Regions from separate parts of the Homo sapiens genome. Here region 1 is linked to region 2. A link is a loop called in an ENCODE intact Hi-C map of the cell type or tissue named here. Cell type or tissue: Caco-2. All regions are shown on one strand. Each heading gives the region's core, and the rest is flanking DNA. Links, peaks and the distances in the headings are about the cores only. Region 1 holds the start of LINC02682 (long intergenic non-protein coding RNA 2682). Region 2 overlaps LOC107984370 (a long non-coding RNA gene).

What was found. Hi-C counts contacts between places; a loop is a spot of excess contacts. Peaks named below come from ENCODE experiments on the same cell type or tissue, not always from the same donor. Only the 100,000 strongest peaks of a DNase experiment are listed, where the experiment ranks them.
Region 1: a loop joins it to region 2, with 2.0 times the contacts of the local background. A loop is called at or near these places in 3 of 110 quality-filtered maps.

Annotation. Positions count from the first base shown.
Region 1 is chr11:15,904,751-15,916,995 of GRCh38, reverse strand. LINC02682 (long intergenic non-protein coding RNA 2682) reads right to left here and starts at 6,063. Exons shown (of 3, transcript NR_183670.1): 1 at 5,926-6,063; 2 at 5,112-5,210. In Caco-2, for the core only: no CTCF peak of the experiment used is centred there; no DNase peak of the experiment used is centred there.
Region 2 is chr11:15,846,992-15,859,236 of GRCh38, reverse strand. It overlaps LOC107984370 (a long non-coding RNA gene), which reads right to left. Exons shown (of 4, transcript XR_001748058.2): 3 at 11,856-12,003; 4 at 3,526-3,628. It overlaps LOC124902800 (a long non-coding RNA gene), which reads right to left and starts at 1,725. Exons shown (of 2, transcript XR_007062963.1): 1 at 1,549-1,725; 2 at 1-939. In Caco-2, for the core only: a CTCF peak has its summit at 6,857 (motif pointing left); no DNase peak of the experiment used is centred there.

The sequences.
Region 1 (12,245 bases), core at 1,338-9,337, 58 kb before region 2:
CTTGGCAGTTTCTTTCAAGGATAAACATACAGCTACTGCATGATCCAGACAATCTAATTCTACATATTTACCCAAGAGAAGGAAGCATATGTCTACTTGTATATACATATAGCAACTTTATTTGTAATAGCCCTGCCTTAGTCCATTTGGACTGCTACAGCAAAATATACTAAACTGAGTGGCTTACAAATGACAGAAATTTATTTCTCACAGCTCTGGAGGCTGGGAAGTCCAAGATCAAGGCACCAGCAGATTCAGTGTCTGGTGTGGGCTCTCTGCTTCACAGACCACACTTCTTGTTCCATCCTCACATGGTGGAAGGGGGTGAACGCTGTGTATCCTTATATAAGGGTACTAATCCCATTCATGATGGTGGAGCTTTCATAACCTAATCCCTTGCTAAAGGTCCCATCTCTTAAAACTATTGCATTGGGGATTAAGTTTCAACATTTGAATTTGAACATTCAAACCATAGCAAGCTCCAAACTGGAAATAATTCAAGTTTTCCTTCAACAAGTGAATGAATAAAGCAAATTGTGGTATATTCACATAATGGAATACTACTCCATGATAAAGAAGAATGAACTCTTGGTATACGCAACAAGAGGGACGAACTTCAAAATAATTATGGTGAGTGTACCAAAAAGAGTACATATTGCATTATTCCAATTATATAAGATGTTAGAAAATTCAATCCAATGTCTAGTAACAAAAAAGCGTATTAGTGACTTCCTGGGCATGAGGGAGGCTGAGGAGAAGGGAAGAACTACAAAAGGGCAGAAAGAAACTTCTGGAGTGATGGCTATGATCACTGTTTTGATTGTGGTAGTAGTTTCATGGGTGTGTCCATGCATCCAACTCATCAAATTGTGTACTTTATTGTATATGTGCAGATTGTTGTATGTAATTAATACTTCAATAAAGTTGTAAAACAAAACAAACAAAAAGCTCTTTCTATGAAAGGAGAGGAGAGTGGATTTTGGCAGACAATGGACATTCTACCAAACAGGGGAGAGGAGGTATTTGGATGCTGGTGAAGGGGATTTCTGAAAATAATCTGGGGTCCTCCATGGGGCCAATTCTTCCCCTTTCAGACAGGGTTAGATGTCAGAGAGTAGGAGAGAGCTATGCCCCATCCTGCATAGATCCCTTGGAGGCAGAAGCTGTATTCCACTTATTCCAGAGAAGCAAGAGCAAAGATGACATACCCCACTAGGAAAGAGGACAGTGATCGCAGCCACCAAGAGCTTGAGACAGCCTCTCTGTCTTCTCCTGCCCCACTATGACTAGAAAACAAGCAGGTCTGTAACAGCTCCAAAAGGGTATCTTAATTGAGGTCCTCCAAGAAGTAGATGCCAAAATAGAGGCAGTAGTGAACTGTACCCTGAACCCTCATTTCCCTGGAGCCTAAGCTCACAGCATTCAGCTTTAGAGTTTGGGGGCGGGTGCTCAGATGGATGGAGCAAGAAGAGGAGGCTCACCTGTGTTGTGCACTAGTGTCAAGACTCTCAACACTTAATTAGGGTCCCTCTTATGCTGAGGCAGACAGAAAGGCTTGCCAGACCTGTTTCTTTACTCCTATTGTGGGCAAGGTGCTCCGCCATACCCCTTGATTCTAGATCACTTGCTTTGGCCAATGGTATGGGAACAAATGTGATGCCTGCAGAAGCTTCACAAGCTCTGTGCACTAGGGCTTGCTCTCTTGCCACCTTGATCCTTGCTCTTTTATAGTCTCATGAGAACATGCCCAGATTAACTTGCTAGAGGGACATGAGAGACCGGAAGAGTAGACCACAGTCATTCCAGCTGAGGGGTAGACCAGTCAGGTCCCTGCAAATCACTAACTCACTGCAGATGCATAAGTGAAGTCAGCCCAAATCATCCCAGTCTGACCCAGATCTTCAAAAATGTCTAGCCAACCCACAGTTTGATAAGAAATAATAGATGGGTGTTGTTTTAGGTCACTACATTTTGGGGTGGTTTGTTACAAACCATAGCTAACTGTCAGGGTGTCCAAACTTCTGGGCCACACCCCTGTCTTGATTCATCCACTCAACTGTCAATACAGTCGTCCTCCTTTATCCTCGGGTGTTGCGTTCCAAGACCACAGTGGATGCTTGAAACCAAAGACAGTTCCAAACCCTGTATGTATATAGAGATTGTCCCTAACTTACGATTGTTCAACTTAGGATTTTTTAACTTGACCATAGTGTGAAAGTGATATACAGTCAGTAGAAACTGTAACCCCATCTTAAGTAGAGGAGCATCTGTTTTATTTTTTTCCCACACATACATACATATCTATGATGAAGTTTAATTTCTAAATTAGGACCAGTTAGAAATGAACAATAACTAGTAATACAATGGAAAAATTATATTGTGATAAAATTATGTGAATATGCTGTCTCTCTTAAAATTCTTATTGTATTGTACTCACCTATTTTCAGACCATGGTTGACCATGAATAACTGAAACCTTGGATAGCAAAACTGGAGATAAGACAAGACTACTGTACTTATTCTAAACAATGCTGTCCCTTGTCTTGGCCTGGTCCTGAACTTCTGAACAGCAGGGACCAGAAAAGACCTGGCCCCACTTGCACCCCTCTTCCTCCTCTCGGTTAAGGTGGGGGCCAGCTGGCTCAATGTGCCCCACTCCAAAGGAAGCCAGCATCATGAAGAAGCAGGGAAGTGGCAGGGACGCGATTCCACTCAGGGAAACGAGAAGCTTGATTACTACTCAACATTTGCAGTACCCAGATACTCTAATTAAGAGAAAAGGTCAATAGGTTAAATAAGCAACTTAATCAGAAAATTATGCAAAGTGCCACAAATCAAACATATTACACAGCCCTTGAGATCGATACAGTATGCAAATCGATCACCCAAGATCAGGACAATTCAGAAACTGGAAGGTACAACTCAATCAAGGGGGTTCAGGAAACCCAGACTGAGCTGGAGAATGCTGGGGGCCTGGCACTAGAAGTAGGCGGCAGACACCAACACCCCTGGGGAGCACGAGCAGCAAGGGAGGTGCAGTCTCTTCTCAGGCTCCAGAAGGGTCCAAGGGCCATGAGTTTCTCATCTGTAGAAGGGGGGCTGCAATATAGTGCACAGTATGGGTCAGGGCCTATGGGCCTAGCTTGAGTCCCACCTCTGCCTCTGCCTAACTGTGTGGTTTGGGGCAAGCCACTTAACCTTCTTCTGGTCTTCATTCATACAACAGAGACACACATTCCAGCCTTTCAAGTTATTGTGTATGTGTGTGTGTGTGTGTGTGTGTGTGAGAGAGAGAGAGAGAAGGAGTGAGAGAGACAGGGAGAGAGCTAGGAGTGTGTGGGTTTGCGGCCATGGGTCCAGTGAGGATCCCTTCCTCTCTGCCACTTGCCTTTCTTCTCACAAAGCCCTGCAGCTAGAACACTTGATCAGTGCCCTTTAAATTTAGGACAGTGGCTTTCCACTGAGGGTGGTATTTGGCATATCTGGAGATATTTTGGGTGTTATAATCAGTGGGGTGGGGGTGTGCTACTGACATCTAGTGGGTAGAGGCCAGGGATGCTCCTCTACAATCTGTAATGTACAGGGCAGCTCCCACAACAAATAATTGGCCAGCCCAAAATGTCAGAGGTGCTGAGGTTGAGAAATTCTGAGTTAGGAGGATTGGATAGCTTGTGAGCGAAAGAGAAGGGTGGCTGAGGCAGCCAGAGCATAAAAGGTGGTAGGAGCCCTCTGCAGTGATCACAGAAGCTACAGACACTGCCTGTCAGGGCTTCAGGAACCCCTGAGGGACCCCTAACTTGTGCTGACCTTCAGTGGAACTTCCCGGGAGACCCAGTGAGAGGAAAAAGCACACTCAAAGAAGAGAGAGTTTGCTCACCGCAGTCCTGCCTGCTGGGGCGCAAGACGGCGTTTCCCGGCCTAGAGACTCAGGCCTGGCCTGGCCCCAGTAAGGGCGAGGCCACAGCAGGGAGACTGCCCTGGTCTGGCATTCCCTTGAAGCCTGAAGGAATGTTGGTATAAATGGACCCTTATTTGGGCTTGTTTTCATCCCCCAGGAGTGGTGCAGCTGCCTGTCTTTTCCCAGGCTTTCCTGCTGCTCAAGGGAGGGCAGTGGAACCTTGGGGACCATCCTAGGCCTGGTGTGGAGGGAAGAGCACCTGCTCTTCACCTGGGCTACAGAGGGGAAGGTCTTGGGGCCCTGTCACTCTGCAGGGGCCTGTGCTGGTGCTAGGGGTCTGTGGAAAGGAAGAGGTGGGTGTTTGCCTCTGAAACTTTCTCTGGGCACTCAGGTCCCCTGAGGAGGTTTTCCACCTGGGGGTGGAGGGTTGAGCTAGGAGTCCCTGTGGGACCTTGAGAGGACAGAAAGCTGGAGAAGACCAATTAAGGTTTCTTTGGGGCAGAAGGCAGGGTACATGCTGGGCACAGAGTCTGTGGGGCGGGGAGGGCAGTTCTCTTCCTCCCAAGGAAGCTGCCAGTGTCTTGAGTTTCATCCTGTCAGGTCTTGAGACCCAGGGCCTCTGAGGTCAGAGGATGTCACTGAAGACTGAGGCCATGCCTCATGCCATGCGGTTCAGGGCTAGGGAAAAGAGCAAAAGGGATGGTCAGGGCCCATCAGGCATCTGTCCCTTTGTCTCCTTTCTCAGGACTGTCAGCAGTCATCTCAGGCATGGAAACTTCCCTTTCCTAGTTCTCCAGTCACATACAATTGGAGCCATCATGAAGTCCTCCCTAGTTGAGCATTGGGAGAAACTAAGGCCCATAAATGTTTAAGGTCTTGACCAAGGCCATACAGTGAATTAATGGCAGAGCCAAAAATGGACCCTGGGTCTCCTGACATGAGTTTAACACCAGAGTGTGGCAATTTCATGGCTGTCCCTGCTCATGAAAAACACCCTTCCAGAAAGGCCTGTATTCATTATCTACTGCAGTGTGACAAATTACCCCAAGCATGTATTATCATCACACAGTTTCTGTGGGTCAGGAAGCCAGGCACAGCTTAGCTGTGTCCTCCCAAGGTTTCGAGTTCTCTCACAAGGATGCTGTCAAGGTATCAGCCAGGGCTGCAGTCATCGTCAACCTGACTCTGGGGAATCTGCTTCAGAGCTCACTCACATGGCTGTTGACAGATCTTAGGTCCTCGCTGGCTGCTGGCCAGAGACATCAGTTCCTTGCCAAGAGGCCCTCTCCAGAGGAAATCTTGCAACATGGCATCTGGCTTCCCTCAGAGAGAGAGGTGGAGAGAGTGAGATCAAGTAAGACAGGGTGAGCAAGATAGAAGTAGAATCTTTGGGTAACCTAATCTTGGAGTGACAGTCCGTCATTTTTGCCATGTTCTATCTGTTAGAAGTGAGTCTCTAGGTCCAGCCCACACTCGAGGGGAGGGGATTACTAGGGCACAGATTCCAGGAGGCAGTGATCACTAGGGGCCTTTATAGAGCCTGCCTGCCACAGACATCAACCCAGCAGTGGAAAAGGAGGCCCATGGCCTGGGGTGTGCCTTTGGCTTCTCCCCTTCTTGAAATAGTTCATTCACTTCCAGACTCTTAGGGGAAATCCCAATAAAGAAGACGATTTAAAGGGAGCTGGAGTGGGAGAGGATTCCCTTCTTCCCTCCATGGCTCCAACTTCACGTCCAAAATCTCAGCCTAGATGAAGTCCAAGTTTCTTTCTAGTTGTACCACTTTGATTTAAACTCATCAAACACAGGCAAAAGCATTTGGTTGTGGGTCAGAAATGTCAGGTTCTAGTCCTAGTTTTAGGAATTCTAGGAGTCACTTTGTTCACAGATTTTTTCCTCTATACAAGCAGGAGCCCAAGCTAGGGGATTTCTGACTGCAGGTTCTCCTGTGCTGAAACTTTCTCCTACTCAAGGGACAGAAAACTCCCACATGCCTGCCTTCCCTCTGCCCTTCATGGAATTTCACACCTGGAAGAAGCCTGTGTGCAGGGGAGGGGTTGTTGAATTCCTTAAGGTGTCTGGAAAAAGAGAGAGAGAGAGCCAAAGAGGAAGAGGGGAGGGAGCATTAGCAGCCCCGGCGCTTCACCAACATGGCGTCCGGCAACTGCCGGAACTAGTCACAGCGCCTAGGCCCCCAGAAAGTCAGGGAGGGACCATGGCAGGAGTGAGGCAGCCTGGACAGCTATAAGTGGATGGCCCATTTGGGAGCCTGGGCCTCTGTCCCTGATGGGGGCCTTACAGAAGGCAGAGGGCTGTCCAAAATGACCACCTCCCGGGATCTGGTTCTTTGAGCCGCTCTTCCGACCTCTGCCTCTGCCCAGTGTGAGCCTTTCCTGCTCTAATTCCTCGCCCACACTTTGCCCTGCACTCACCCTTGGCCTCGGGGCTCCACACCAGCCCCATGGGCGGGTTCAGTGTGTCCACAGACTTTGGGGGACGGTGTCACCCAGTGCTGGGAGAGTGTGGGTCCCAGCTCCGCAGGCTGCTGGCCAGGAGCAGGGAGGAGGCAGTGAAAGCCGCTCATATGTCTCAAATTCATTTCTAATTCACTTTCCTTCTGAAGTGGTTTTGAGGAAGTGCGATATCTGAAAAGGCAGCTAATGTAGGTCCTGTAAATAGTACATCCACGGCCGTAATGGAGGGAGAGAGAGAGAGAGAGCGAAAGATGGATTAAGTGCCCACCGTGGGCCTGGAAAAAAAAATCCTTTTGATCTCTCCCCACAGCACAATGCCCTATTACCTTGTTGGCTTGCATCAGCCAGAGAGAGCATGTTTCTTATTGTGATTGCTGCAAATTGGTACCTGTTTCCCGGAGAGTAGCTTTCCCCTAAATTAAGTAGAGCACCCGGCTCCATCCTGGGTGATAAGGACCTCCTATTAGTGGGTAATGTCACTGAGCCGCCTCCTGTCTGCCTTGCCTGCCTTGGGGACCCTGAAGCTGGCCATACTCTCTCTGAGCGCAGCCCCACAAGCACAGGTGCAGCCAAAGAGCTCCTCCATGGTGGCATCATCTTTCCTTACCCTACTGATGGCTGTGTTGGGCCACAGAGCTGCTTAGGAGAGGTAGTGCTGAGCTTTGAACTCACTGCTTTTGCCCAACCTTGGGCTTTCTAGATTCTTTCTTTTATTTAATCAATTCATTAGATAGATATTTATTGAGCACCTGCTATGTTCCAGCATTTGGATGAGTGCTGGGGACACAATAGCGAATGACACAAAGTTCCTGCCCTCACTGGGCCGGCATAGTCAAGTACCACCATCATGCACTTCTCTATCCCCAAACCTGGGGACACCCAGGACTTCCTCTCCCTCAACATCTGCATCCAATTGGTCCCCAAGTCTCCCCCAGCCCATGAGTCTCTCTCTCTTTGTCATTGTAAGTATAAATATTTATTTCTTCTACTTCTTTCTCACCTTCCTGGTCCAAGCCCCAGCACCTCTCACTCAGTCTCCTGCATTAGCCTCCTGAATTAGTCTTCTATTTGCTGCTGTTACAAATTACCCAAAACTTGGAGGCTTAAAACAACACAAATTTTTATCTTATAATTCAATAGCTCAGAAGTCTCAAAGGGGTCTCACTGGGATAAAATCAAGCTGTCAGCAGGGCTACATTCCTTTCTGGAGGATCCAGAGAGGATTCGATTTCCTTACCTTTTCCAATTTCTAGAGGCTTCCTGCATTTCTCAGCTCCTGGTCTCCTTCATTCCTCTTCAAAGCCAGCAATGCTCATCCAGTCCTTCTCATCTGGCATCACTCTGACCTCCTTTTCTGCTTCTCACTTCCACTCTCTGGGTTTCTTGTGATTACACTAGGCCTGTCTGGGTAATCCAGGACAATGTCTCTATCTTAAAGTCAGCTGACTAGTAATCTCAATTCCATCTGCATCCCCCTTTTTCCAACTTACATGTCCTTTGCCACATAACCCAACACATTCACAGGTCTGGGGATTAGAATGTGGACATCTCTGGAGAGGTGTTGCTTTGCCAATCCTATCTCTAAGTGGTCTGCCTGCCTCCATACTTGTTCCCTTGTAATCCCTTCTCTAAGCAGCAGACAGCAGTCTCTTTTTAAAACACAAGTCAAATAATATAATTCTCCTGCCTAAAACTCTCTCACTGTTCTTAGAACAAGATGCAAGTTCATTACCTTGGTCGACAGACCTTTCCCATCTCCCAGCCTCATCACCTGCCTCTCTTGTCCTAGATCACCAAGCCCCTATGGCACTGGGATCCCTACAGGTCTGAGCCTGCTGAGCTCCTCCCCGTTCCCTGCTCTGTGCAGGGCCTTGGTGCAGGCTGTCCCCCCTATCTCACAGGCTTTTCTTCTGGCTCTTATATTTTCAGTCTCAGCTTAAATGTCTCCTTTGAGAGAGGACTCCCCTCACCCCGTCTCAAATCAGTGCACCCATTACTGTCTCACACCGCACCATCACAGCCCTAATCACAATTTGTAATTATTCAATGACTTCCTTCCCATTGCCGGTCTCCCCTACCCGGGTCTGTGAAAACTGTGATGGCAGGAACCTGACTTCCCTGTCTGCGCAGTGGGATCCGAACAAATATTTATTGAATGGTTGAATAATGATGCTCACCATATATTATTGAGTGAAAAACAGCAAGATACAGAGTATGTATAACTCTTAAGTAAGAAAAACACCCTCTACATGTGCATAGCCACATACCTTTGTGCAAATAGAAGGTTCAGAAAGGACCAAATTCATGGCAGTGTTGACCTCTGGGCAGAGTAGATTGGGGAGGACAGGAAGGTGACTTTCTCTTTTTTACTTCATATACTTTTGCTTGTTTAAAAAATTGTTTTTGTTATAAGCACGAATAACACTTTTTAAAGGGGAAAAATCAAACCAAAGATTTTTCTTCCACTTGAATATGATCAAATGCCGTATAAACCAGACAACAATATACTTTAAAAAGTTATGCCTCTTGAATGCCTCCCAGACCTGTCTTTTGTATCTGGGCTGGTCTCAGCAGTGCTCACGTGGCTCCGCATGACTTCCAGAATGGGCTCCACAGGGGTTATTGAGGGAGGGATGGGTCTCCAGTCAGATCTGAGCTTTCTACTTCCCATCATGGATCCCCACCATGGCTTCTCCTCACCCAGAGAACAAGGGCTAAGCCCCTAGGGCTGGCTGGTGTGTGTGTGTGTGTGTGTGTAGGGGGCCTAGTGTGTGTGGGGTGTGTGTGTGTAGGGCCAAATGTGATGTGTGTGTTTGTATGAGTGTGTGTGGTGGGCCAGGTGTGTGGTGTGTGTGTGTGTAAGGCTGAGTGTGATGTGTGATGTGTGTGTGTGTGTGTAGGGCCAGTGTGTGGTGTGTTTGTGTGTGTAGGGCCAAGTGTGATGGGTGTTGTGTATATATGTCTGTGTGTGTGTGATGTGTGTGTGTGTGTGGAAGGCCAAGTGTGTATGTGGTGTGGTGTGTGTGTGGTGTGTGTGTGTGCATGTGTATATAGGGCCGTGTGTGTGTGTGTGTGTGTGTGTGTGTAGGGCCGACTGATGTATCTGTATAAGTGTGATGTGTGTGTGTGTGGAGGGCCAGGTGTGGGGTGTGTGTGGGGTGTGTATGTGTGTGTGTGTAGGGCCAAGTGTGGTGTGTGTGTGTGTGGAGGGCCAGGTGTGTAGTATGTGTGTGTGTGTAGGGCCAAGTGTGACGTGTATGTGAGTGGTGTGTGTGTAGGGCCAGGTGTGGTGTGTGTCTGTATGGCGTGTGTGTGTGTGCATGCTTGTGTATAGGGCCAAGTATAGTGTGTGTATGTGTGTGCGTGGTGTGTGTGGGGAAGGCCTGGTGTCGTGTGTGTGTGGAGGGCCAGATGTGTGGGGTGTGTGTATGTGTGGAGGGCTAGGTGTGGGGCGCGCATGTGTGTGTGTGTGTGTGGAGGGCCAGGTGTGGGATGTGTGTGTGTCTGGTAGGCTAGGTGTGTAGGGCAGTGTGTGAGGTGTGTGTGTCTGTGTGTGTGTAGGGCCTGGTGTGTGGGTGTGTGTGTGGTGTGTGTGTGTGCATACACGTGTGTGTAGGGCCGAGTGTGATGTGTGTATGTGTGTGAGTGTGATATGTGTGTGTAGAGGGCCAGGTGTGTGTGAAATGTGTGTGTGTGGGGGCAGGTGTGTGTGGGTGTGTGTGTGTACACGCTTGTGTGTAGGGCCGGTGTGACGTGTGTATGTGTGTGAGTGTGGTTTTGTGTGTGGTGTGTGTGTGTCTGTTTGTGTGAGTGGAGGGGCTGTGGGTCGGCGGTGCTGCCAGAGTCCGGCCTGCCTCTCCAGCCTTGTCCCCCATTTCCTTCTCCTCTTGCCCCAGAGCCGCAGAGGGCTGCCGTTTCTCCTTCCTCTTGGCCTCTACGGTCTCCGCTTCCCCTCGGAGTGCTCTTCCCTGCCTGTTTGCCTGGATGCTGTCCTTTCCTCCTTTAATTACTGCTTTCACTGTTAACGTTTGCATTCTGCTTATTCTGCTTTTCCTCACGCTTCTCTCTCCCCAAGCAAAGCTGGTGGCTCCCTCTCTGCTCCCCTCCAGGGGAGTGTTGTGAAAAGACAGCAGGACAGCCCCTGGCTCTTTACTGCCCAGTTCTAAATTCCAGCTGCAGACCCCACTAGCTGTGACTTTGGGTAAAAGACTTAAATTCTTTGAGCCTCAGTGTCCCCATCCGTGACATGAGTGACTCCGCCCACCTCCTAAGGTGATGGTGCTCTAACCCAGGGGGCCTATTTCAAGCTCCCGTTCAGAGCTCAGTGCCTGGTAGGGGCCCAGAGAAGGGTAGTCCTAGGGACCACGTGGCACCATTAACGTGTCAGCAAGGTGTCTTGGAGGGGCCAAGGAAGTTTTAGGAGGAAGCAATGGCTGGCTGAGTTTGAAGGACAACGAGATGGCTCTAGCTGGTGGGTGGTACCTCTGAGCATCAAGCACACACAATGGGAGTCCAGAAAATAGGTCGGCTGTGTGGAGTCACAGAGGAGAGAATGCCCGGTGGCCCAGAGGACCGAAGCACCAGATGCCGGGCGTCAGGCCAGTCCTCTGCTGGAGGGATGCAGGGCCTCTCAGCCTTCGTGCTACTTCAGTCCAAGCCGTTTGGGTTTGGCGCGGACACACAATAGTGCCTGAAGAGGTGGCTGCGATTTTCCCCTTGAGCTCTCAGATGTCTTAAAATTGGTCCGAATAATTTTTTCCCCTCAAATTGTTCAAAACATTCTGTTTCTGGCCTGAGTGCTTGGGTTTCATGTTACCTCATGGAAGGGGTCCTGGAGCAAACTTGGAGGTCTTGGGGAGCTTAGTGAGTCAGGGCACCCCCATCCACTCACCCTGCTCCACTGCCAAGCCAGCTCCTGGGGCCAGAGGAGGGAGGTGGCTGGTGGGTGCTAACAGGCTGAGCTCTGAGCCCCGCTGCCCAGGCGGTGGCCAGCGCCTGTGGGCAGGTTGGGCTGCAGGCCCGGTGCGGGCCAGCAGGCGCTGCCGGGAGTCCAGCCAGCTGAAGCTTGATACCTGGCTCCTGGTTCCAGGGGTGGCTGCCCAAGAGGGTGGGACGGAGGTGTGGGCCTTCTGGGCGGCCAGCCTGGGGGCAGCTCTGTGGCTCTGTTTGTGTTGGCTCCCACAGAGCAAGTGGGAGGAGCTGCTGATCACATCTCAGGGCCCGGCCAACCTCCAGAGAGATAGGGCTTGTGCTCCCCAGCATGGGTGGGTTCACACACACAATTCAGCCTCCCTTAGCCCCTCCAACACTTGCCTCGAAATAGGCTCTCAGGCAGACATTGCAATGATGGAGGAAGCTTTCAGGGAAGGGTATGTGTGGAGAGTGGATGCTTCAGGCCAAGGGAGGCAGAGAGGCTCTGGGGTTGTGACATCTGAGACAGGACCCAGAGATGTGGATGCTGAAAGGCCAAAGGCTATGGGAGTGCAGGAACCTTCTAATTACAGCAAAGTCCTTTCATACTTACTCCTAGCTAGTATGTGCTTTGCAGAGGTCTATGGGTCTTAACTCAGAACTCATTTCTCTACTGCCTCTGACAGCCAGGGGCCACCATCTTGTGCAACTCCAGAGCACTATTCCATACTGAGTTCAATGGAACCACAGCGTCGGGAAGTAAGGAGCGATTCTCATAGAATACACTAGGAATGCGCACCCTGGGGTTGTGCGGCAAGGCAGCATTGATGCGAGCAGCTCAGACCCAGGACAAGATGCCATGGGGAACTTAGCTTACCCTGGGCCTGCACAACCTGGGGTTCTGTGCCATCCACTGATGCAACTCAGGAATGAGTTTTATTGTTTCTTGAACAGAGGAAGGAG
Region 2 (12,245 bases), core at 1,984-9,983:
CCAAGATTCTGCTAAACATTTAGTTCTGCCTGTTCTTACTAAGTGTTGAAGAATTAAGTCAGAACTAAAGTCTAGACTTGGGGGCAAAGGGCTCTGGAGAGAATGCATCTGTATAGTGTGAGGCTGGAGTTAAGAAACAGCTGGACTGAACCCAGGAGTGGACAGTGCCCTGAGCAAGGGGCTGGCTGAGCAGGGATCATGCGGGACACATTGGTAAAAACATTTCTCTTGGCCTTTGGGGAATACTAGGGCATGGGAACCTGACGGAAGGACAGACTTCATGGAGTCGCCCAGGAATGGGGCTTGAACTCTTGAGATGGAAGTTGTTGGTGCATTGCAGAGCTAACTGGTTTCTGCTTTTCCCATCCAGATTCTGAGAAATAGACCTAGGAGTTGAGATGCAATATTGGGGGTCCTATCAGCAAAGAAGGAGGGTGAACACAACTAGCACCAGAATGAGAGTCAAAACCTGCCTTTCTAGTCTAGATGGGGCCTGATTGAAGGAGGGCTTGGGTCTGCAGGACAGATCCTCATGGAGCCACTTGAATGGAGGATCACAGAGCTCCTCAGCCTGACAATTGCAGAGACTCAACAGCACCGAGGGAAGCCACCCATCACCTCCATCTATTGTAAGGGGATGGACCAATGAATTTCACATTCTTGCCATGGCACCCACCAATAAGCCATCCCTCCCATGGGAAGGAGCCTGGGAGAGAGTGAAATAAAGGCAAAAGGGTCTTCCTACATGTGTTAAGAGGAAGCATGGTGTTGGAAGGAGGGAGAACCAAGATACCTACCTTTACAATGATAAATGATGAGAGGCAGATGTGCGGTGGTTAAAAGCATAAACCAGCCTGAAGTTGATTCCTGACTCTGCTACTTACCAGTTGTATGTATGACCTTGAGCATCTTAATATTTCTGGTACCTGGTGTCCCCATCTGTGAATGGGGGGAATAACAATATTAACTTTGTTTTTTATTTGACTGAATCTGCATTGTTGTAAGGACTAAATAAGTTAATGCATGTAAAGCTACCGGATCCATGTTGGCTCACTGCGTTAACTCTTACGAGTGCTAAGGTGCTCAACACAGTTCCTGGCTGACAGTTGGGAAATACTGGCAGAACTCACTGTTTTATCTTTGGAGGGAAAATTATCACTAGATATCCTGAAAGTGAATGGGAGTTGTCAGTGGGAGGAGAGTTGGTTCTGGGCATGGGCTACTTTTCAGAGATGATATAATTGATTATTCCAATAGTAGCATTTAGAGGGAAATTCTTTCCCTAAATGGGGCCAGTGATTTACTCTCCGGTTGTGAGAATATAATGTTGCTAATGTAGAGTGTGTGACCCTAGCTCTTCTAAACTTTCAGTGTCGTTTTAGCAATCCTCGGCCTCTCCTGAATGTCTGGAGACAGGGCCTGTCTCTCTTGCCCCCACTCCGCCCCCCCACCCCCCACAGCCTCCTTATGAAATGGCAGCCCCTGGTGGAAATTCTGAGCTCTCAGAGCCTTTGCCAATGGGAGGCTGGGCTCAGGTTGCCCGCTTACTTAGCACAGGACAAGGCAAGAGGCCAAGGCGATTTCCTCTCTTTTACTGCATCATAAAAAAGCATCTCATTCTTCAGGCAACACCTCTTGAGTGCTCATGTCCAGGCCATGATTAGCAGATAATCTCCTAAAGGTCTGTGGTCCATGCACGCCTGCATCCCAGCTGCCAAGACCCACCTGATGGAGGAAAGAAAAGGTCTGTGTTGAAGACCCCTTCCCACGGCCTTGAGGGCCCACCTCCTTGAAGTTGCTCCTTTCTGTCTGGGGGGTAATCCCAGCCCTCTCCTCCTTGCTGACTTGGTTCCCTCCCCGGCTGCTATATACCTTCTCAAAGAGAACCCCGCCACCAACCACCCAGATTCTACGAAGAGAGACCCTCATTCTCTGACTAAATCATAGAAATATTGAGCTGGGAACTTTGAAAGCTGTCCAGTAGTAAAACTCTTTCATTTTGCTGAGAAGGAAAATGAGGCTCAGAGACATCAAGTGACTTCCTGAGGGTCACACCACAAAGAGACGGCAGAAGACGGATGGAAATCCAGATCTCCTGACACCCATTGGATGGAGCTATGGTCTACACTCACCTGGCCATTATTTGGGACTATTTCTTGGCTGGGTGTTTGTATCAGAGCCACCTAGTAAATGCTTGCTGAGATGGGGCCTGAGATCCCAGGGGACTGGCCCTGGATCTACCCTGGGAAATCATCAGAGCTGCCATGTTGCCTGTTCAGCTCAGCAGGGACATCTAGGAGGGGACAGGAAGATTCATGACTGAGGCAACCCACAGATCTCCTAGCTCTGAATACATTGAAATTCTGAGGCTCTCTGGCAGGGTCCAAGCAGCCAAATTGCAATCACTCTGAGACCCTATGGGTGGTCAGCATGGCCACTCCTCTTCCCCAGCCTGGTGAGAGCATAGTAGAGAGAGCAGCATGGGCTTGAGTCTGAGACAGACCTGAGTTCTAGTCCTGGCACTGCCACTTTCTAGCTGTGGGACATTTGACAATATAAGTCATCTCTCTGGACCACATTTTAAAAATAAATAAAAATGACAGGCATTACATGCTGCTGTAATGGACCAAGAGAGATTCTCCATAGAGTACTCACTACATTATTATTATTATCATCTCTCCTACTGTACAAAACTAGGCAAATCACAACCTATGTGAGTCTCAAATTTGTCCTCTAAAATAGTGAAATTATTCCTACACTAGGGGCAACCAAAAGTTCATGGAAAAGCACCTAGTGGGTTCTCCAGTTAGCGTTAGTTTTCTTCACTTCATATTGCAAGTCCAAGAGGGAGTTTTGGTAGCAGAAAGAAATGCAAGTTAACCGAAGGTTAAGGCTCAAGTTCTATCACTTCCAACATGTGCACTAACACATCTATATCTACATCAATATCTTGACATATATGTTCCCAGTCATTTTTTTTCCTTTTTTTAAAACAAAGACTGACCATTCTACTATATTTGAAAAAAGGTTTATGCTCATGAAAAATAATTAATAGAAAAAAGTTGAAACATGAATGTAGTAAAATTAACCCAAATACTACTACTCAGAAATAGCTCTCCTTAAGAATAAATAAACATCATCACTATTGTTTTTGTATTCATACACATACGTATCTAAAAACACTTTAATAAAAATGAGATCATAACTGTAAATGCTATCTTAAAATATGAAGTATTAACTTTAAATTTACTGGAATACAACAGAAAAAAATATACCAAAGTAAAACTATAGAAATTGTTGAATAAATTTTTCTTTACTGTAGCATAGTATTTTTTGAAAAATCTTCTCAGGTTAATTAAATGATTATCTAAAACATCAAAAGGTGGCAGTCATCATTTCTTCTGAAACTACATGGTTCAATTTTAGTATCAGTTGTGTTTGGGCTGTGAAAGATAAGGGCATTAGTGCTCAGATTTCTTCCAGCTCCCTTCCCAACAAAACTTAAGTCTTGTTAGTTACCTTGTTATTTTTACACTGTTCAGATGTATGGCTCCCAGGCTCTGCTCCATGACTAGAATAGTTTCCATATTTCATGCAAGTGTTTAATCCCAGCTCCCCCGATTAACTTCTATGGGGCAGAAGGTAACAAAACAAAACAAAACAAAAAACAAACAAAAAAGTAAAATATAGGGTGCCATTCTTTAGAACCAAAGCCAAAAGTAAAGCAAAGTAAGGTAGACCACGAATGCTGGAGAAAGGTGGGGCACACTCTGCCATAGTAAATAAGGCAGATGGAGCAGGCTTCATAGAGAGGTATTGTTTAATTCAGGAAATAGATTTGTTACCTACCACTAGTGCTTTTTCATGATATTTCAATTCCTAAGTTTATTTCTTTTCTTTATTTCTTAACTGGCTGAATATTATTGTCACATAGTTTTGTTCAAGAAGGGCTCATGGGTGCTGTATTCCTGGTTTTTCATGTCTGAGAAAGTTCATTGCTTTTTTATTTAATACCATTCTTGTATGGCCATAATATCCTGGGTGCACTTTCTTTCCCTTAGACATTGTGAACACTGTCTTTTGGCATGAAATGTTGCTGTGGGAGAGGCTAGGGCAAGCCTGATTTGAACCCCTTATAATGATGTGCTTTTCCTGACTGTATGAATGTTCAAAGTGCCATTATTTAACTAACTTGTATGTATCTATCTTGAACTGTCTGCATTAAATTTTCCTGGAACATGGTATGTCTTTCAACTTGCATATTCAATTTTTTTTCTTTATTTAGATGATTGTTAAAATTTTACTTTTGGATTTGCATACTTCTTTATTAGGTGTTTTAAAAAATCTATTAGCTTCTTTGTACTTTCTCTAATGTTTTTGTTTTAATCTACCTTTACTGTGATTATCTCAGACTCTCATCCATGTAAATAATTTATTTTCAGTGGAATATACCTGTTCCTTGTTATCTCTAATTTTTGCATTAGTTTTGTAATGATGTGGTGTGGGTCCTCAATTTGTTTCCTTAGATCCTCAATCTCCTTTTTTCTTTTTAATCTCATTGTCTTGTCTTTCAGCCCTTATGTTCCTGAATTTATATGCTTATTAAGATATTATAAAACATAAAATAATTGTGAAGAATTTCCTTTTGTTCTTTTGCTGTGTTTTCTCCTATGTTAGTTCTTTGTTTCCCTCTTCCTTCCTTCCTCCCTACTTCTCTTCTTCCCTCTTCCTTCCCTCCCCTCCTTCCTTCCTTCCTTCTTCCCTTCCTTCCCTCCTTCCTTCTCTCCTTCCTTCCCTCCTTCCTTCCTTCCCTTCCTTCCCTCCTTCCTTCTCTCCTTCCTTCCCTCCTTCCTTCCTTCCCTTCCCTCCCTCCTTCCTTCCTTCCCTCCTTCCTTCCTTCCTCTCTTCCTTCCTTCCTCTCTCTCTTCCCTTCCTTTCTCTTTTTTCTCTTTTCTCTTTCTTTCTTCTTTCATACTAAGTCTGCATAGTTTGTTTCTAAATGGGACAGATTTTTAGGAATGCTGCTTCAACTCACCAACATAACATCTGTTAGAGCTCATTATAAGGTATCTGATTCCATTTCTCTGCCATAGAAAGTATCATCTGGGGAATACAGTCAAACTTATCTTTGCTGCCTAAGACTCTGGGAAACCTTGGGACCTTCATTTCTAAATGTTTCCCCTCTTCATCCAGTATGGTGGACTAAGGCAGAGGATTTAGACAGAGACTACATGAGATGTCCTGACTGGTTGGTGGGCATAGACAGAGACCAGTAGGGAAAATGAGAAGGCTGGGAAAACGGAAGCCACAGGAGCCTGAAGAAACTGACTTGAGGAGGCAGGAATCTAACTTTTAGTATCCACATTGGAAACTTAAGAGTCAGTATCTAAAAGCTGAGAGCTTATCTTCTGAAGATAGACAAAAGCTGGTATTTAGTCCAGGCTCTGCAATGTACTGGGTTTGTAATCTTGATCCTCTGTTTTCTCATCTGTAAAAGGGGGTTAATAATATTGTCTTTCTCAATTAATTATTACGACAATTAGATGAGCTAATTAAAGCATTGCTTACCTCAGTGCTGACAGCTTTAATAGATGTTAGCATTTCCTGTCGGTATAGTTAATGATCTGCTGATAGGCATTGATATCAGAGAACATCTGATCAGAAGGTGGCAATGAATGGCAGAAATATGTACTGAAAGTGACCCAAAGTTAATTTGTGCCAGCCACAGCATTTGAGGCTGTTGGTTAGTCATTCACAGTAAGACCCCAGATTCTGGCCAGGAGGCCATGGAGCTCAATCTCTCTTCTCCACACTCTTGGTAAGAGGCAAGGGAAAAGGGGGAACTTACGACAGTCAAACAGGGTGTCTTGCCTTAGCCCAGTGCTTTTCCAAATGTGGTCCCTAGATTGGTGGCATCAGCATCACCTGGGAATTTGTTAGAAATGCATATTCTCAGGCCCCACTTGAGACCTACTGAATCAGAAACTCAGGAGTTGCGATGTGGAAATGTGTGCTTTAACAAAGCCCTCCGGGTGATTCTGATGTTCACTAAAGTTTGAGAACCATTCTGTCTTCTCCAGTTGGGCTAGTATTTAGGGAAGTGAGTGGCCAGGATAAGAAGGCAATAACCCTAAAATGCCTTTGCCAATATCTCAGAAACTTGATGTAGACTGTGAATGAGTTAGGCTTGTTAATAGTCAAGGTCCATTATATATATAATATATGGTGTATGTATATCATGTATATAAATACATCATGTATGTTTCTCGAATAAATATATTTATCAAATTTATCAAATAAGTATATCATGTAAATTTATTCCTTTAAATACAGTCAGCCCTCCATATCCATAGTTTCTGTATCTGTGGAGTCAACCAACCACGGATAAAAAATATTTTTAAAAATGGATAGTTGTGTCTGTATTGAACATCTACAGACTGCCCTTGTCATTATTCCCTAAACATTACAGTGTAACAATTATTTACATAGCATTTACATGGTATTAGGTATTATAAGTAATCCACAGATGATTTAAAATATACAGGAGGATGCGCATGGGTTATATTCAAATGTCACATCATTTTATGTAAGAAACTTGAGCATCTATAGATTTTGATATTCGTAGGGGGTCTTAGAACCAATTCCCCAGAATGCCGAGGGACAACTGTATATATTTTTGCTTCACGTCATCTTCATCTTTGTAGATGTGGAATGCTGTTTGGCTATTTTTTAGTGAACTATAATTTTGATTATAAGGAGATAAAAATATGGAAAAACACTTGACTCCCATTTTTAGTTATGGTAAAAGTCTGGAGCTCTCCATGAAACCAGAGTGTCATCTGCCATCTGGTGGCAGCATACCCCACTGACAGGTTTCAACAGCAATAATCACAAGTCAAGGATTTCAGAGAGGTAGAGATCAAGGGGGAATCTGGGGTCTGAAGAACTTAGGGAAGGCTTCTCATCATGCCAAGTCACTACGGTTCCCTCTTGGAGAAGTAAGTGGCATGGAGAAAAATGTGGACGTTAGAGTCAGATGGATCTGGGTTACACCTTAAGTAACTTCAGAAAAGGTACTTAAACTAAGCCTCAGGTTTCTCATTTTGAAATGGAGATGATAGCAATGATAATGCTTCCATCTCTAGATTATTGTGGGGGTCAAATGAGGGAATTTGTGAGAAACAGCTGGACGTGTTTTCAAAACTATTAAGAGCTGCCCAGATGTGAGTTGTTTATTATTTATGTTTGAAACTTGGTCTTTAATTCTGGAATGTAATGTCCTCTGTTGGAGGAATTCTAGACATTAGCAAGCAGGTGGAGGAGCTATTTGGTGTTTGGGTTTGTCTTCAATTTTTTTTTAAAGGACACAGCGGAGGGAGAATGTGCCCTGAGATTACCTCAACCACAAGTTCACTCCTGTGGACTGTTTAGGAGTGAAGGAGGAATGAACAACCAACTCCATCCCCCACCGAAGAAGCAGGAAGAAGACCCAGGATCCTGGCCCGTGTCATTGTGTTGACTCTTGTCCTTGTGTTTTCTCTAACTTGGGGAAGGAAGGATAGAGAGAAAGAAAACTGGATGGAAGTTTGCTGGGAGAAAGGTGGGAGTGAGGAAAAGAGAAAGGAGAAGAGGGAATGCAAGACAGAGGGTGGGAAAGAGAATTAGTACCAGAGAGGATCAGAGTGAGAGGGAAGGGGCACTTGGAAGAAACCAGGTTAAAAGAAGGGTCAAATAGAGGGAGGAAACTAGAACATATGCCCTGCTGCTGTTGCCTTAGTCAGTTCTAGGCCTTTCCAACTGGCAGCACTTTCTGTGAGTCGGCTTTTTGCGACTGAAACACTTCTTTCTTCGGGGACCTTGTGCTTTTGTACATGTGAAGTGTTTGGATCCAATATGCTTAGTGAAAGAGAAGAGTCAGACATTGCTGGAAAAAGAGACCAGATGTCTTTGAAATCATCTAAATTGTCTCTATTTTTAAAAAAGTTACTCTTTCCATTGCTGCCAGATCTGAAAGTCCAATTTGCCAGGATAATATATCCGGTGTGGATAAAGATTTCCAAACTTGAAGTGTTTGTTGCTTAGCAACCCAGAGGCATGAAGGGCTCGGCCATTCAACCTTTTGGGGAGACTAAGTTTTCCTCTGCAGTGGGCAATGGGCTGAGGATTCACTTGGGGCCACTCAGGTCTTGGGCCCCACATTGTGGGGCACCTCTGTCCCTCTCACTCCAGATTTCTTCCCAGGTACTTGAGGCTAATAAAATCTAAACAGAGAGAGAAAGGGAAGCAGGAGGAGAAGCAGAGAGAAAGGGAACAACTGAAAGAGAAAGGTCCCAGGGCCAGAAGGAATTGAAGAGAAAAAAAAAAAAGTGTGCCTATGACTTGATATTTGGCCTTCAGCATAGATCCAAATAGTTACTTCTTAAGTGGTTTTGAATAAAGCTATTTTTGATCTTTAAAAAGGCATAGAACACATGGACACAGGAAGGGGAACATCACACACCCGGGACTGTTGTGGGGTGGGGGGAGGGGGGAGGGATAGCATTAGGAGATATACCTAATGCTAAATGACCAGTTAATGGGTGCAGCACACCAACATGGCACCTGTATACATATGTAACAAACCTGCACATTGTGCACATGTACCCTGAAATTTAAAGTATAATAATAATAAAATAAAATAAAAAATAAAAATAAAAATAAAAAGGCATAAATATTTTAAAACTATGTACATTATTATTATTGCTATATTCCCTGTTATTGTTTAGGAAGCATATTTTTAGTCACTACATGGTGGTTTGAGCATTCCCCCCTTCATTGATCCAGTATCCAATCAAAAGTTTGAGGTCTCAAGTTTCAGTGAGGACTTGTCCATCCACTCATCTGTATTCTGCTGGGGATTGGGGAAACAAGGAGTGGACATTATAGTTCTTTTCCTTATATCCATTCCCCCTTCTTTCTGTAATTACTCTGATTTTTGGTTCAGTTTCCATCTTTCTGTCTCGACATAGTTCTTGCACTGGTAAAAATGTGACTCTATATCTAGGGCTTGTGGTTCAGACCAGGGAATGTGCATAATCTCTCTTCTGGTCATCATTATTGGTTCAGGGACTGGCCATGACCCAATTCTGGCTGTTGAATTACAAGAAAAGAAATTTGCTGGGGGTTTCTGGGAGAGCTTTTTCTAACTCATCTGGGGAAATATCTGGGTGTGGTCCTATTTTGTTCTCCTTGGATACCTGCTCACATTTTGGAACTATGAGACAGGGAGAGCTTTAGAGAGAAACTGAATATATGATGAGCAGGGTGAAAAGAGAGGAAACAAATAAATGAATAGACAAACAAATTCTAGGTGACATGGTTAGGCAACTGAATTGAACTACTCCTGAATTCCAGCCTTTTCTTGGATCTCCAATTATAGAACCAATAATTTTTCTTCACTGTATAAGCTAGTTTGGATTTGATTTTCTGTTACTTAGAATCAAACATTCCTTACTGATACAATGACATTTACTGAGCACCTACTGTATGCCTGGCATTCTATAAAATGCTTTCCTGTATATTATTCTCACCTAATCCTCATGGTAAACTGGCAGGGAAGGCATAACATACTCATTATTCAGTTGAAGAAAACTTCAGAAAGGACCAAAACAGAAGTGGTTTGTGGCAGAGCTGGGCTTTTAATTCAGAGCAGTCTGACTGCCGAGCTCAGTACCCATACTCGGACTCTCAGCTGACAGCAGCAGAGATCTGCTCTGAGCAGAGGCGGGAGGGAGAACTGAAGTCTGACAGCAAATCTGAGCTCTCAGCTGACTAGATTGTCAAAGGTCAAAGTGACAGTGCTATGTAAAATCTGCGGTAAGTTTAGATGAACTGGCTTGTTCAGGGTCCTCATGTGGAAGGTGTGCCCTGACACTACATGGCCCCTCTGTAGCCAGGCCACAGCTTGCTTTAAAGACCTAGCACCCTGGATGCCATGAGAAATAACAACTTAACAATAATTTCTCAGTCATAAAAACATATGCAAAGGCTTGTGAAATTTCATTTTATTTAACCCATATTTCCTGATTTAACGTCTTTCCTTCAATCTTCCCCTTCCGAGTCAGCAAACTCCTGTAGTGACAAGACCACTGGTACACAATGACACTAGTTAATGTACACTGAGTATTTAATGTTCATTGACTCTGTGCTAGGCACCCTTCTAAATGCCTTCCATCTGTAATAGCTCACATATTATGAGGAAGTGTGTTGTTACTCTCCTATTACAAATGTGGACACCAAGGCTCAGAGAGGTACAATAGCTTGCCCAAGGTCACACAGCTAGATCTTACACTCCTACTATGATGCTATATTGGCTTTCCATGTAGACAGAATGAACAAAGGCTCCTGCCAAGGTCCTTGGCAAACAGAATATAGTAAGTTTAGTGATAGATAGAGCATGCCAGACTCTAAGTGCCAGAATCACATCATTCATGGAAATGAACTGAGTGTGGCTATGAAATTATGAGATTGATTTTATTTTTTTAAAAACCACAACACCCCTTGTCATGCATATTACTGTCATACTTTCAAAAGTTATCCTCTACCTCATAACCTCATTTCTGGAACTAAAAAAATGGAAAAGACTATATTAAAATTATTGAAAAAAAAAACCATGAGAAGAGGCTAGCCCTGCTAGACATTAAATATACTATAGAGCAGTAATAATTAAAATAGCATAATTCTGTGAAAAAAATAGATGAATGGATCAGCAGAAAATAACAGAACACTCCTCCATGCTATTATGTGGTATATAATAGAAGTAATATCTCATTTGTGGAGAGATGGGCAAAAGATGGTACCCGAAAACATATTAATTTGGATTTTTTCTTCCTACCTTACACCATTAAATTCTGAATTAATTAAAAAATAAAATGTAAAAACTGAGGCCACAAAAATATCTAAAGGGAAATTTATGATCACGATTAGGGAAAGTTTTCCTAAATATTGCATCAGCAGCTGAAACCATAAAAAACATATACATTTTACTATATAAAAATGAAATATTTCTGTATGGCAAATACACTATAGAATGTGTGAAAGACAAAGGGTTCTTAGCCTTCAGACTTAAAGGACTTTAAATCCTTTTTATCAGTAAGATTAAAAAAAAAGAAACATAGCAATATAAAACAAAAGCCAAAATGTCAGGCCACCTTCATAAACTGTTAATGAAAGTATAAATTTGCACATGATGAAATGTGCAAATACATTTCAAATACATTTCACATTTGCCACAATGTGGCAAAACACATCAATGATCTTAAACATTTGACCCAGCAATTTCCCTTCCAAAAATTTATCTTAAGAGAATGATTAGATAAATAGGCAAAGGCATTTGTGCAAAGGATGATCATCACAACGTTATTCATGACAATTTTAAAAATTGAAATGAAGCTAAATGTTTGAAGAGAGAATAGGTTAAATAAATGATGGTATCTATCCATTCAAAGAACATGTAACAGGATTAATAAGGATGATATAGACATAGATTTGCTGACATCAAAAATACATTCTTGACTGTTGTTAAGTGAGAAAGAAGGTTACCAATATGTATAAAAATATTATCATATTTGGTACAGATATAACCCTCTTCTTCTATGTATCAAAATGCCTGACAAGCTATTCATCTAAAAAATAATCATACATGTATACATATTATGTACATATAATTTTTTAAAAATAAATATACATTTATATATCCAAATATAGAAACTTAAATGCATCAACAATTTATTTTGTATGTATCAAATATTACATTTAAAAAAACCGTGAAGACATGCCTGTAAGTCACAGGACAATTTTTTTTTTCTTTTTCTCACCTGAGTCGCTGATTGGCCCATTTGTTTGCAAGGAAGAGTATGGCCTTCAGAACCACGCTGATCTGGGTTGAAATCTCAATTATTTTGATATACCAACAGAAATATTATAGGCACTTCTCTTAACCTCCCTAAGACTCAGTGTCCTCACCTGCAAAATGACAAAGTATTCACCTTATGTAGTTATTATGTAGACTCCAGTAAAATGATAAACCACTACTCGGTGATTGGCACACAGAACAGTCCCAATAAATTGCAATAAATATTAATATTCTTCTTCTTCTTTAATATTCAGCTCAAATACCTCTCTGGATGTTGTACCAACTATCCCCAGACAGTGGGTTCTTTAATGACAGAGTTTTCTCATAGCTTTTTTTTTTTTTGAGACAATGT